Linked DNA regions of Homo sapiens: region 1 is linked to region 2. The links are chromatin loops, found by intact Hi-C in ENCODE. Cell type or tissue: psoas muscle. All regions are shown on one strand. Each heading gives the region's core, and the rest is flanking DNA. Links, peaks and the distances in the headings are about the cores only.

What was found. A loop is a pair of places that touch in the nucleus more often than their neighbours do. Peaks named below come from ENCODE experiments on the same cell type or tissue, not always from the same donor. Only the 100,000 strongest peaks of a DNase experiment are listed, where the experiment ranks them.
Region 1: it touches region 2 in a loop (7-fold over the local background); 51 of 110 quality-filtered maps call a loop at or near these places.

Annotation. Positions count from the first base shown.
Region 1 is chr4:111,280,865-111,285,138 of GRCh38, forward strand. No RefSeq gene overlaps it. Among named protein-coding and RNA genes, the nearest start is that of MIR297, 420 kb to the left of the region's middle. In psoas muscle, for the core only: a CTCF peak has its summit at 2,382 (motif pointing left); a DNase peak (open chromatin) is centred at 2,387.
Region 2 is chr4:110,629,734-110,634,007 of GRCh38, forward strand. It overlaps a transcript of PITX2 not described here. Among named protein-coding and RNA genes, the nearest start is that of PITX2, 8.8 kb to the left of the region's middle. RefSeq lists an enhancer at 2,584-3,096. In psoas muscle, for the core only: a CTCF peak has its summit at 2,290; a DNase peak (open chromatin) is centred at 2,308; H3K4me3 peaks cover 1,839 bases; H3K27ac peaks cover 1,264 bases; H3K27me3 peaks cover 1,426 bases.

The sequences.
Region 1 (4,274 bases), core at 917-3,416, 650 kb after region 2:
TTCTCTCAGCTTCTAGTTTCCCTGTCCTTCAGTCTACTTTCCATGCTTCTTACCCAGTGATCTTTTCACTAAATATCTTAAGTTATTTTCACATCACAGAGAAAAATCCTGAACATACTAAGCCTAGTGCACGAGGCCTTTTCTTCTGTAACCTCTCCGGCCACCATGCCCTACCCAGCTTCTCCAGTGTCTCTCTTTTCACTTCGGTTGTCTCTTGTTAGAGTACTGTTAGCCCCTTTACTTTCCACCTAGCTCTGTCTTGTAATTTTTCAATCTTAACTCAAGCATTTTCTTCTCTAAGAAGTCCTTCTAGAATCCTTTCAATGTGCAATTTACACGTCCCTCCTCTGCACTCTCGTAGTACCTTGTTCATTCTGCCGTTACCAAACTCAGCAATTATTTTCCAAGGTGAAACACCTATTTGCATTCTCCCATTAAGGTAATTCTTGAGGAAAGGTATCATGTTTAGAACTCCAGCATTAGTTCACAACCTGGCACGTCATAGCTACTCAATACTCTCTGGAAAGATGATGATTCACAAACAAGTTTGTTGCTTTACCTATTGCATCATATCGCCTGTACATGTGTAATGATTTATCAGAAATATTTATTATAAATGTTTTAGTATTATGTATACATTAAATAGTTCTAAAAGGTATTCAAACATTGACTTGAGAGTTCTATCCCTCTATTACTATTAACCTGCTATGTATCCATATCTATCTTACCGAAATTCATTGAGCCTCTTTTTTTTTTTTTTTTTTTTGAGATGGAGTCTCGCTCTGTCGCCCAGGCTGGAGTGCAGTGGCGTGATCTTGGCTCACCACAACCTCCGCCTCCTGAGTTCAAGCGATTCTCCTGCCTCAGCCTCCCAAGTAGCTGGGACTACAGGAACCTCATGTATTATGCTGTTAAACAAGAGGATTAGACTACTTTTTAGTTACTTTATACATTCTAAACTTTTAAATTTCTGACAGATTTTATCTTATTTTTTGATTAATACCTTTTGGAGGTAATTCTAAATAATATAAAGATATATGAAATAATATAAGGATGCTTTTTGGCTTTGGCATGTTACATTATTTTCACATTTATTTTGTTTACCTTTTCTTTTCCATTTACCAGTACCTTAGTGTCATTTTCCAATCTAAAAATATAGAGCCTTATTTATATGTGATAGCAACATCATAAATAGCTTGATGTATTGAAAACACTAAACTAAACATGTTACAGAAGAAGCTGGTGCCTTTCATTGGTATTATCTCCTTCAAGATGACAGGCAATCTCAGGAGGCCAGAGAATTCTTAGTTGTATGAGTTTGTGACTAATAGGTGGTTTGATGTGACAAGAGCTGGCCGTCTTGGGAAATTGAACTATCTTTATGCTCAATACCCTTTGTGTCTCATTCTTTGTAGGTTATTGTTGGAGGCCTTTGGGGACCTCTTTTACAGTTTGCATTCACAGAAAATATGAGATCAGCAAGAACTCTGTAGTTTTACTGTCATTATTGATCTGCTGCCATTCCATTCTGTAGCTAATTTGCTTGTTAGCAGTTATTCTAAAAGCTATTTATATTTTCAGTATAACCTATGCTGCATACTGGGCTTTATATTTTTCTGGATTAAGATAAAATAATACAACTTACCACCAAAAGACTGTGCTTTAGGCTAAATATTTTCTGATTTTCCATTTACAAATAAGAGTTTAAAAATCAAAAACATATTACTGTGAATGTGATCTCTTTGATAAACACCATATAAGTTCAGACACATTAAGGGAAAAACAATGACCATATTCATGAGAAAATATCATTTGTAAAAAATCTTTTAGCCTATAAATTTATATACAAATTACAAGAAGAGTGATGTATTAGGAATTCATGAACACTGTTTCTAAAGTTGGGATTTATTTGAAGTTGAACACTCAATAAATGTGTGGGCTGATTGACTGATTCTCTGTTCTGAAGGTAACCATAATACACCCTTGTTATTCATGCCAATTGTTGAAGGTAAAAAGCCTCTTTCTGCCTCTCTGGAACAGGAGGTGTGTGTCCCCTTTCTGAGGTCAATTTCTGACACATGTATTCATCCGAAATGAATTTCTAGTGAGCTGGATGTGCATATGTGTGTAGCACCCATGAGCACAACACCTAAATAGGGAAAATCCCTGGGAAAAACTAATACAAAACAAGCAATAAAAAACAAAAACAGCAGGCTTACATAAGATATATTTATCTCAATTTAAATATGTAAAGTGAATGAAATATATATTTGATTTATTTTAATCATATACCTGAGCTATGGAAAGCAAAATATCCTCATTCCAAATTTTGAAGAAACTGCAATCCAAATACAAGCACTTGAGCTGATGTTAATGCTGCCGCCTGGTGGTGGGGTAGGGATATGCAGCGTTTTCAATGAGAAAGAGCCTTGGATTTTCATACTCAGCCAAGGAGTTGCCGCGGCATAAGAAAATGTAACTGAAAACTGCATAAAATTCAGAGCATCAAGCGGCTGCAAAGACACTGAAAAGGAGGGCTAGAAAATATATGGCCAGTGTACTAAAAAGGAAAATTATAACAGATTATGGTGACGGAAAAAGTTCTCCAATGAGAATTTATACCCCCACATTCTTTGATTTTACACTACCACATGGTTCCAAATTAAAACATGTACAAAAATACTCAAGAAATGGTCTCTGGATAGTGATGCCCGGCAGAAGCAAAGTAAAATTGTTCTGGAAATGTCTTACATAATTTAGGATAGATATAAAAGATTTCCTTAAAAAAATGGAGACATTATGAAAAAGATTTGGGTGGAGAGAGGAAACAGAACTTCTAGAAATAAAACATGTTACTCAGTGACATAGAAATACTAATGAAAATGCTTAACAAGGGATCAGAACCATCTGAAGAATGAATTAGGAAAACGAATGAGTGATTTGAGAAGGCAACTGACATTGTAGCAAAGAGAGATAAAGGGAAAGTTTAAAAGGGAGTATAGAAGAAAAGGGGGATAAAATAATACTGATACTAGTGGTACAAAAAAGATAGTACACGTAATACTGCTAGTATCAGAGAACAGAAAAAACAGCAATAAAAGGGAAGAGACAATATTTGAAAATGACTGTTAACTTTCCAAAATTTACTAAAGACATTGGATTCATCAGTCATCGATTCAAAAAGGACAATAAGACTAGTATTGGATAGATATAAGTAAATCCCCATCTGTGACATACATGTTTGCAGAACATTAAAAACAAATAGGTTTTTAAAGGGAACAGAAGAAAGAGAGATAAACTACAAAGGGATGACAATTAGAATAGCAGCAGAATTCTCAGCAGCAAAACAACACTGAAAAATTTTAATAATAATCGGATTTTCCAAGTGCTAAAAAGGGAAACAACTCTTAGCATACTCAGCCAATCTGAACTATTATTCAAGAGTAAGAGCAAAATAAAATTATTTTGAATCTGGGAAAAAGAGAACATACTACTCTCCAACATTTATTAGAAGTAAAACTAAAAGGTATACCTCAGGAGGGAGAAAACTCCTAGAAAGAAGGAGCAGGATATGAAAAGCCTTCGTGAGTAATAAAACTGATGAAACTTGAGATTTATATAAATAGATATTGATTATCTAAAGCAATAACAACCAATACTATAAAATATTAAAGTGTAAAATGGGTGGTTTATTGTGAATAGGGCACTTAGGGCCTTTGTGTTATTCAGGAGAAGAGAAATAGCATTGCTCAAACCTTTGCTTCGTTGAGTCAAGTGTGCATGTTAAAAATATAGGGAAATGTCTAAAAATTAAAAATACAAGTAGAGTAAAAGGATGTAAGAATACTTTATTAATTAAATGGAAAGTCGTGATGGAGTAGAAGATTAAAAAAGATTTGTGCATTAATAAAAAAGCTTATTAATTAGAAAGCATAAAATCACATGGTGGGATTTTTTCCAAATTTATCAATAATCATAATTGTGAACATAATGGATATTTTATTTTAAAAAGTGAATGTCAGGTGGAAGGGAAAAAGTCTCATCCAGTTATGTAATATAAAGTGCTGATGATGATAAGAAGAAAAAATACAATAAGCAAATTTTAACTGACAAAAAGCTGATACAGCTTCATAGAATGATAATATCATTCTCTTATTGGAAAGAGCTTTCCCTTTTCCCTGTGTATTTATTTATGAGCAGAAAAACCTTAGGAACAAGTCTTATATTCGTATGTACATACATACATATACATATACATATATATGTGTCTGTAA
Region 2 (4,274 bases), core at 1,223-3,722:
GAACCCAGAGCCGCCGCCCTGAAACTTTTTAAGCCAGTGACAGAGGAGGGTCAGTCCGTCCTCCTCCTGAGGGTGAAGACCATTTTATGAGTTCCTTTCAGGACCCCCAAAGCAAGAAAAGCCAAAGAAAGGTCTCTTTGCTCTAGGGGGTCGTTCTCAGCTGGCTTCTACACCATCTTCTGCTAGCTGCGTCCACCCTCTCTCAAACCTCTGGCTTTTAGGGGTCTCCAGTCGCTCTCGTGCTACCCCCGTTTCGGGGTTCTATCCAGGCTGGGCATCCGCCCAATGGATACCAAGGAGAATGGGACTCACTAGGGAAGGAAGGCAGAGCCTGGACTGCTTAGAGGTGGACTCTGCCTATACAGAACGTTTAGTCTTTAACGAGGACATGGTATTTTTGGGCGGCGTTGGGGGCAGAGGCGGAGAGGGTAGCGTAATAGACTATCACGGCCTTTTGAAGAAGTCATATGTCATTGTGAACTTTTTTTCTCTTTAAAAGCAAAGAAAAACTTTAAAAAAACACAAGAAATAAATCCTTTTGTTTTACAAGCAGGCTGTGGCCAGGACTTTGGATATTCCATAAGTTAACTTAAAATCAGGGAAGGATAGGTGCTCTATCCTTCAGCAGTGCTATAGCTTTGCCCACTCGTGTGATTTTTTTTTGTCGTCTACTAGTTCCTTAAAAGCCAATTAAATCAAGATTTTCAGCATTTCTTCCCATTACATGCCTTTTCTTAATTAATGGCATTAAACGTGTTTAGGCAGCAATTTTTCTTTTCGGTCAAAAAGTAGAAAAAGACATATTGAGTGTAGGGGAAGAGCCTTTCACGTGCACTAAAACAATGCGGGCCTGAAAGTAATGGTTAAGAAAGCAATCATTCATTATTTCTAGTTCTTTATGTGCTAGTTATCAAAAGCGAACGACCAGGGGCGCCTGCGCGGCTTGTGACTGGCGCAAGCAGAACTCCTCTGCTCTTAGCCGTTTCCTGCTCACCTACGAGGACCCCATCCTACCGTAGGCTTCTCCACCTGTCCTCAGAATGCATTCCCCATGTCTAGGAAACCTGGGGTAGGGACTGGGGGAAGGAGACATTTTGCGTCTCTCTGGCTCCCAGCACAATAAGAAATGTCAGCCTCGGCTTGGCGACTGCGAGCCCGCCCCGCGCGAAGCGAGATTGGGGAGCTCCTCTAGTCTGGCCGGAGCCAGGGCTGAGCCCGCGCAAAGCATTCTCCCCAGAAGTCATCGCTGCTCTTGATTTTTAACCATATCCCAAACATACTACGGTCTAATAATTTATTTTTACTACCGATTATCAAACAGAAGAAGAATTTAACACAATCTAAATGACAGAAATCACGCGACGTTATCTCTGCATTGCCCCCATTTAACCCCATGGGGTTAATCCCGGACAAGTGAGCGTTTAACTGGCCCAGCAGGGCGACTGGCGGTGTAGTGCAGTGTCCGGGCGTGAAGCACTGGATCGCTTTAGACGCTTCATTTCAACAAATGATCATTTTCTCTCAGATTCACGGGGAAACTCCAATGCAAGACCTTTGTTTTCTTCTTAGTAATACGGTTTGTTTTTTTGACCGGGGTCCCAAATCGCCCCCCTCCATCCCATATTACATTTGTATTCTTACACTTTAATCCGGAAAGAGGGGGTTAGGGGCCGAGGGCTGTGGGGGGGGGGGGGCTTTATCTGCTCACATTATCAAAGGTCAATAGCCTCCTAAGGCTAGGCACTTATTTACTACGGAGCCAGGAAAATAGAGGAACAGTAAATTTGAGGGGTTTTTTTCCATGTATTTGAAAAGAAAGGCATCTTCCCTCCTCCATCCCTTACACCCCCCCCTCCGCCCCATAGAACAAGTTTCAATTCAGGAAAGGCCTGTGGCGTAGGTTGGAGACTTTTTAACTTTTTACATAAGCCTGTAGACCTCCTCTGGCAATGTCCCTCGATTCCTCCAGAGTGAAACCAGCCAATCAAGCAACGACATCGCCAAAACCCAAGGCCTGGCAACCAGTACTTCAGGCAGGTTCGCGTCGACAGGGGCAAACCTCCATTCTACCCTGGGCTGCTAAGCACAGTGGCTGCCCTCCAGCTCTTCAGGGATGTTGTCGGCCCCCCGCCCCTCCCCCAACCAGCCAAAGCAAACCTTCGCCAACTCAAGTTTCCCTTGCTTGCCTCCCGCGATGAACCGCGCACCCACAAGTCTGGGTGGGGCGTGGCTGAGAGCCTGAGTGACTGAGTGGGCCCTGGTGGTGCTGCGCGCAGCGGGATATAACGAGCGACAGAGGTCGCTGTTGGACCACTTTTCCACGCCAGCCTAGACGCCGAGGTTTGCTGGAGCGTGCGCAGGGGATCAGACCACAGGGAGCGAGCGAGAGGGAGAGAGAGGTGTTGGGTCTCAGGAGTGCAGTATAATTTGGGGAAAGGAATTAACGTCCCTGGGACGGCTGCTTCCCGTCCCACCCAGAGGCGGAGTGTCTAAGTTCAAGCAGCAGGCGCGTCAGGTCTGGCGGCCTCGCCTTCTTGCGCTTCGCCCGAGGCCCAGAGTCCCGGAGGCGGGTGCCCAGCGCGCGGCCTGCGCTTCCCTCCCGGCCTTACCATTGGCGCCAGGATGCTGCCGCGGGAAGAACTTGCTGCTGGCTGCCTCTTTTCGGCTCTCAGGAGAGTCCGTGAACTCGACCTTTTTGATTTCGGAGTCTTTGGAGAAGAGACATTCAACGGCCGCCGGCTGCACGCCTGGGCCACGCGCGCGCCCGCCCCACGTGCGGAGAGAGGCGTCCCGGACCGCGGCCGAAAGGAGCCGGGGACGGGAGGAGGGGGAGGGGCGAGGCAGGCCGGAGGAGAAAGAGGGACAAAGAGCAAAGACCCAGTTAGAGGAAAGAGCTGACGGCATCCCCGTCCCCCGGACCCTCTGGCAACCCGGGGCAGGATGGCGTACTCTTTCTGCGCCTCCCCGGTTGCCGGCGGTTCCAGCCGGGAGGAGTAGGCTGGGGGGCTTCGGTACACAGCGCGCCGCTGCTTCCTAGTCCACCGCCCCGCCACAGGGAGAGGCCACTGGCGATTTGGTTCTGATTTCCTTCCTGCCCAGGCTGGCCCCTCGGGGAAGCGCCCCTCGCTGGGGCCTCGCCGCAGGGCCAGTGCCCTCTTGCCGCCCTCACGTGGCGCGGCCTCCCGTCCGATGACCCGGGCAGGAGAAGGGGGTTCTTACCTAATTGCACACACGCCGACACCAGTTTGCGGCAGTTGGTCTCCATTCCCCGTTATCTGCAAAACAGAAGAGAAGGAAGGCTGTAAGAAGCGGCGGCCGTCGAGTGAGCAGGGCTCAGATGAGACTACGTTACACTAGCTGTTAGGCGCCTACTGTGTGCTAGGCTTCAGGCGTGTTTTTCCGACCTGACAGCCTCTGGCTGTGCAGCAGCATCTCCAGCCTAGCCTCGGGCCCAGGACATTTATTTATCAAGAGGGGATCTCCCTCCAGAGTTGCCGCAAAAGTGCCCAGAGGTTAGAGGACTATAAAGCCACAGTGTGCTGGGGAGGCTGTGGACCTACTTTCAAGAATCTCGGTGCCGGGGTTAAGAACTCATCTGAACGCAATGGCAGCGGGAGTGGGTGGGTGGAGAGGACTTTTCTCTTTGGGAAGCTGTATGCAAAGACCACCCTTCAGTGCTTGTCCATTAGTTGGAGCTCGGTAAACATTTGTAGAACATCAGCGCCAACGTGCCCCTGTCCTAGACAGCAGTTTCCCTCGGTTTTCTGTAATTCTGAAACGAACGGGCTCTTGGCCTAGGGTGTTTCAGGAGCGAGCTGAGTTCGGGCCTCTCATCCATCAGGAGCCACTTTTCCATATTTAGCCACACTTTCTCCTAGAGATACTAACCCGGCCATTTATTTACTTACTACAAATAATTACCCTAAAGTATGATTTAAGATCGCAGAGGAGAGACACTGGGTGGACTGAGCGAGACTGAGGAGAGCAGGGCAAACGTTCTTGGAGGGTTTACTGCCCGCCAAGGACGGAGAAATAGCTCTGGTATAACTGCTACCCAGTTCTCCCCCTTTCTCTCCCGGGCGAGCCAAATCTTTTTCACGTTTTCAACCACAACGCAGCGAGCCAAGCATTTAACGCGCTCCCCCTTCTCTGCCACAGGCAAGCCGGGAGAGGTGGGTCTCGAGGGGCTCCACCGGGTGGGTAGAAGAGCCGCGGTTGCTTTAAAGACAAGAAAAGAAGGTCCAGGGCTCCCTAGGCCCCTTCGATCTCAGCGC